Regions from separate parts of the Homo sapiens genome. Here region 2 is linked to region 1. Evidence: read pairs that join two places in POLR2A ChIA-PET (ENCODE). Cell type or tissue: A673. All regions are shown on one strand. Links, peaks and the distances in the headings refer to the core of each region. The heading gives the core; the rest is flanking DNA.

Region 1 (2,909 bases), core at 187-2,686:
TGAGTTGTAGGGTCCCAGGCAAGTTACCCAGCCATTCTCGGCTGCAACTTCTGTGTGTGTATGGTGGGGAACTGTGTTACGAGACTGAATTACCATGAAGTGCTTAGGACAGTGCCTGGCAGGTGGTTAATACTACAGTACATTTTGGTTATTGTATTCGTTTTCTATTTATAACAATGAGTGTTTATTATCTCACAGTTCCTTAAGTCAGAAGTCTGAGTGGACTCAGCTGGTTCCTCTGCCCCAGGTCACTCAAGGCCAAAATCAAAGTGTTGGCCGCCTGGGCTCTTGGCTGGAGGCTCCAGGGAATCGTCTGCTTCTAGCCCCACTCTGTTGGAAGAATTTAGCTCGATGCTGCTATAGAACCGAGGCCTCTGTGTCCTCACTGGCCATCGGTTGGAGGCCAGCCTCAGCTTCAGAGGCCTCCCAATCCCGCATGGCTCAGGGCCCCTTTATCTTCAAAACCAGCAACAATGGTTCTAGTCTTTCTCATGCTTCAGATTTCTCTGACCTCCCCGTCTGACTCATCTCTCCAACTCCAGCCAGAGAAAGTTCTTTGTTTTTAAGGGCTCACGTGGTTAGATTAGCCCCCTCTGGATAATCCAGGTTAACCTCCCTGTTTCAAGATGAGTCATCGTTATCACTTCTGCACCATCCCTTTGCCATGTAAGGCAGCAGCACACTCACGGGTTCCAGGGATTAGGACACGGACACCTTTGTGGGACCATTCTGCCAATCACAGTTATTACCATCTCTTGCTTGGACTCTGGCCATAGAGAGGGAAGCGATAATATGGGATGTTGAGAGCTTTTCAGAGGAATCAGTAGGGTCACTGCCAGGGACAGTGGAGAAAGATGGTGGATGAGCCAAGAGGATGATGCTATCATTTGTGTTATTGTGGGTTTACTTTGTGCCAGGCACTGTTGTTTGCACTTTTGTGTGTATTAACTCGGTTAATCCTTTCAGCAACCCTACAAGTTAGGGATCTCCCTTCCCCCATTTTACAGATGAGGAAGTTGTGGCACAGACAGACTAAGGAGCCTGCCCAAGGTCACGTATGACGGGCACAGAGGGTGGGATTCATAGTCAGGCTGTCTGGGACCGTGCAGGGACAAGAAGCTTCAGGAAAAGAGGACTTCCGGAACGGGGGTGTGGACACGAGGATGACTAATCGCTGCTCTATCATGAGTGCCTAGCAAGTGGGCACGCATTGCTGTCTCAGCTCAAGGTTCTTTCGAGCCGTCAGTGCACCGAGGGGAACTGTCACAGACTCCATTACACAGGACTCTCGGAACTCTCCCCTCCCTCTCTCAGAGTAGCACTGATTCTGGGGAGCTCTCAGAGATACCGCCTGAAACAGCGTCTTCTCGGGGACTTGCCTGCTTCTCAAGACTCTCCCAGAGAAGCTGAGCAAGGCTCTGATTGACAGGAGGGAAGCCGACAAACTTCCTCTTTCCCTCTGCTCCCAGACTCACAGTCTTACCAGAGCCCTGGCCATTTCCTCATATCCCTATTCCTTTGAAAACCCCAGCTTGTTCTGTTTCTGCATTACATCCCTTTCCTGAGGCAGTGACAGGGGTCACAGTGGGGGCGCAGGATGGCCAAGGACCAAAAGGTAAAAAGAAATATGATTTGATACACACAGGTGCCTGTCGTCCCAGGCACTTGGGTGGCTGAGGCAGGAAGATCACTCGAGCCCAGGGGTTCAAGGCTGTATTATGCTTTGATGGTGCCTGGAAATAGCTACTGCACTCCAGCCTGGGCAACATAGCAAGCCCCTGTGTTTTTAGCACACACGCACACACACACACACACCAGTTAATTTCAAAAATGTTATCCCACCACACTGAAAATTTTGCCAAATAGTATCTTTTGTCAGTCCTTTGAGGTAGAGCTTATCACACTCATTTTTGCAGCATAGGAAGCAGCCTCAGAGAGGCAAAGAAACTTGTCCCAGGCTGCACAGCAGGAATGCAGCAGAGGTGGGACTTGAACTCAGAGCTTTCTAAGTGCAGAGCCCATCCTTCTGCGCATAATAGTGAACATTTTAACACCTGCTATTGGGCTAAAATACTCTTCTAAGTGCTTTTTATATATACTGTTTCATTTATTCTTCACCACAAACCCATAAGGGCCATTCTGCTATTATCTCTGTTTACAGATGAGGAAACTGAGGTCCCAAGGGAATAGATCACTTGCCCAGGGTCACCCCACTAGGAAGTAGGAGAGCTAGAAACGAGGTCTCACTATGTTTCCAGGCTGGCCTCTAACGCCTGGGCTCAAGTAATCCTCCTACCTCAGCCTCACAAAGTGCTGGGATTACAGGTGTGAGCCACAACATGTATTTTGTGACTGCTTTATTTCACCAGCATATGTTCTCAAGGTTCATCCACGTTGTGGCAGAATTTCCTTTCTTTTAAAAGCTAAATAACATCCATTGTTTGGATGGACCACGTTTTGTTTATCTTTTGTCTGTCCATGGACACCTGGGTTGCTTTCACCATTTGGCTACTGTGAATAATGTGAATAATGCTGCTAGGAACACGACTGTACAAATGTCTCTTTGAGACCCTGCTTTCAATTCTTTTGAATATATACCCAGAAGTGGCATTGCCGGATCATATGGTAATTCTATTATTACATTTTTGAGGAACCACAATATTGTTTCCACAGTGGCTGCACTATTTTACATTCCCAGCCACAGTGCACGAGGGTTTAACATCTCCACGTCCTCGCCAACACTTATTTTCTGTGTTTTTATAGTAGCCATCCTAAAGGGTGCAAAGTGGTATCTCCTTGTGGTTTTGATTTGAATTTCTTAATGATTTGTGATCTTGAGCATTCTTCTCATATACTTGTTGGCCATTTGTGTATCTTCTTTGGAGAAAGTCCATTCAAATCCTTTGCAC
Region 2 (2,909 bases), core at 303-2,802, 55 kb after region 1:
GCCTCCCGGGTTCACGCCATTCTCCTGCCTCAGCCTCCCAAGTAGCTGGGACTACAGGCGCCCGCCACCACACCTGGCTAATTTTTTTGTATTTTTAGTAGAGACAGGGTTTCATCGTGTTAGCCAGGGTGGTCTCAATCTCCTGACCTCATGATCTGCCCACCTCGGCCTCCCAAAGTGCTGGGATTACAGGTGCAAGCCACCGCGCCCAGCCGGGTATTTCCTTTTTGTTCACTATGGCTAACAATACTCTCAAAAACATCCCTGAACCTACAGACTTGCTGATTTGCCCAGCCATTGTCCTTATACATTCTTAAAGCAGAATTTCTGGGTCAAAAAGGAGGCCCATTATATATGTTCTTAATGCCCGTTGCCAAATTGCCCTCCAGAACGGCTGTTCCATTTTCACCGCCGCTCCCAGGGCAGTGGTGTCTTGGAGGAGTGAATTGCATGAAGCACTGAGAGCCGTCCAGGCTCGCTAGTGGCCCTCCAAGGACATCCGTGTTTATTCCTCAGCACAGACTCTCCAAAGCTGGATTTTCCTTGTGGTTTAGATTGCTGGCTTTTGAAGATGAGAGTAGTGGCTTTATTCCTCTGATTTCCTGAGTGGAGAAGCAGGAACAGCTTTGGGATCCTGTGTGCCCGTCAGACACCATGGGATGCCTTTTGGGATCTCAGTGCGTGACTGGATGGAAACAGCAGGAAATGCTCTCAGGGGCTCACATGGGGCCTTGGAGCCCCTCCTTCCCCCGACAACCCTACCTGGCCAACGTTGGCCTCTTTCTGTGTTGCCCTTTTCTCCACAGTGCTCGGTGCTAAAGGAAGAGTTAAAACAGGAAGATGCTCACAGGGAGCTCAGGGAAGCCCAGGAGAAAGAGTTAAAACTCTGCAAAACCGTGAGTTGAGCTTCCTCCTTTGTAGGTACCACCAGAAAAAACAGAGTTTGACCTTGAGGTTCTTGGTGGGATCCTGGGCCATCACTAAGCATGAAGCTCTGGGGCTCTGTGCTTGCTTGTTTAACATAGTCTCATTGCTCTTTGATCTGCTGCTTCTGCAAGAAAGAGATGGGTGAAGGGGCCCCAGGATTCCCTGGGCAGTTGGCTCTAGCTCCCTCAAGGGTTTCCCCTGGGGCCAGGTTGGGGTTGAGACCGGGGACAGGGACAGGAGGCTGGCCAGCTGGCCACCACATGGTCCCCTGCCCCACCCCTGACCTGTGACTCCCAAACATGTATTCCACTGTCCCAAGTTTTATCCTAGCCACAGGCACCATTGTTGACACTTCCTGAAGTATTTTTATTTAAACACAACTATTTAACACCCACTTGTAAAAACAAAACAAGGCAGTGGCTCACATCTGTAATCCTAGCACTTTGGGAGGCCAAGGTGGGTGGATTGCCTGAGCTCAGAGGTTCTAGACCAGCCTGGGGAACACGGTGAAACCCCGTCTCTACTGAAATACAAAAAAATTAGCTGGGCATGGTGGCGGGTGCCTGTAATCCCAGTTGCTTGCTTGGGAGGCTGAGGCAGGAGAATTGCTCAAACCCGGGAGGCAGAGGTTGCAGCGAGCCGAGATCGTGCCATTGCACTCCAGCCTGGGCAACAGAGCGAGACTCTGTCTCAAAAAAAGAAAAAGTTATTTGCCTTATGTAGAAGGTAACCATAAAAATAAATACAATGAAAATAAGACCATTAAAAGTCAAAGGAGGTGTATTCCTGACGCCCTCCGAATCCACCCTGCACATCACCAGGTGTGCGTTTTCCACTCGGGAAGTTCAGCTTCTCCAACTTGCTCTTCCCCACGCCAGCACCGTTCCTCCAGGCCAGGAACATTTTACTCTCTGCCTCAAACAAAAAAGAAAAAACATTTCATTGTTCCGTTCTTCCAGACCTTGCCTGTTGAGTCTTCCAAACAGTTGGCCCTTTAGATTGAACTCAAAAATATAACCCAAGAGCAGGGTTTCAAGTGAGTTGATGGGTGTCCTGTAGTCCTTAATCCAGGAGCTGTACTGACTTCCAAAAGAAACTAATTTCCTTTATCCAGAACTTTTAATATATCAGTCGAAAAATAAAGTCTATTTTGCTGAGAGATGTAAAACCTTCCTCCAGGAGAAGGAATTAAATAAGCTGATACCAGACAAGGTTTCCACCTTAATGGATGGGATGCCAGGGGATGATGAGGGCTCAGACCTCTCAGCCAAGAAGGCAGCTCCTGCCCCCATCAGGGAGGTTCACTCTTGTTGAAACTTTTTCAGCAAATCCAAGACATGGAGAAAGAAATGAAGAAGCTTAGGGCAGAGCTGAGGAAGAGTTGTACTGAACAAAGCGTGATCTCTAGGACTCTGAGAGAAAAAAGCAAGGTACGTAGTGGACAACAGGCCCAGAGAGTGGTGTGGGCGGTAGCTCCCCACTCATCATCCCTGTTAGTCCTCTAAGTGGACTATGCTGGTATTAACCCTTCTTACAGCTGAGAAAACTGAGGCTCACACAGGGACAGGGACCAGGTTCACTGCATAAAGTAGTTGTGGCAGGACTTGAACCCAGGTTGGTCTGACTCCAAGGCCCCTGTGAGTAACCCCACTACTCCTCACTGCCTTCTAAAACTGTTTCTTGCTTTTTGGTAATGAGACCCACCTCTGGCCTCCCAATCCCAGTTTTGAGTTTCGTGTTGCTTAATTATTTTAATGTCCCTTCCCATCATGGGAAAAAAAATTGTATTGCATACTCCAGACCTGCGCTATCCATAACAGTAGCCACTAACCGCGCATGGCTATTTACATTTAAATTAAAGCCGGTAGCTCACGCCTGTAATCCCAGCATTTTGGGAGGCTGAGGCAGATGGATCACCTGAGGTCAGGAGTTCGAGACCAGCCTGGCCAATGTGGTGAAACCCCGTCTCTACTAAAAATACA

What was found. Peaks named below come from ENCODE experiments on the same cell type or tissue, not always from the same donor. Only the 100,000 strongest peaks of a DNase experiment are listed, where the experiment ranks them.
Region 2: POLR2A ChIA-PET joins it to region 1 with 17 read pairs; 2 of 35 experiments call an interaction of 5 or more read pairs at or near these places.

What each region holds. Positions count from the first base shown.
Region 1 is chr1:15,260,224-15,263,132 of GRCh38, forward strand. All of the region lies in intron 2 of FHAD1 (forkhead associated phosphopeptide binding domain 1), which reads left to right. Among named protein-coding and RNA genes, the nearest start is that of FHAD1, 14 kb to the left of the region's middle. RefSeq lists a silencer at 1,270-1,564 and an enhancer at 1,339-1,398. In A673, for the core only: no CTCF peak of the experiment used is centred there; a DNase peak (open chromatin) is centred at 1,248.
Region 2 is chr1:15,315,572-15,318,480 of GRCh38, forward strand. FHAD1 (forkhead associated phosphopeptide binding domain 1) reads left to right here. Exons shown (of 34, transcript NM_001391957.1): 9 at 807-896; 10 at 2,253-2,357. It overlaps LOC124903852 (a long non-coding RNA gene), which reads right to left. Exons shown (of 2, transcript XR_007065481.1): 2 at 1,273-1,838. Among named protein-coding and RNA genes, the nearest start is that of FHAD1-AS1, 27 kb to the right of the region's middle. In A673, for the core only: no CTCF peak of the experiment used is centred there; no DNase peak of the experiment used is centred there.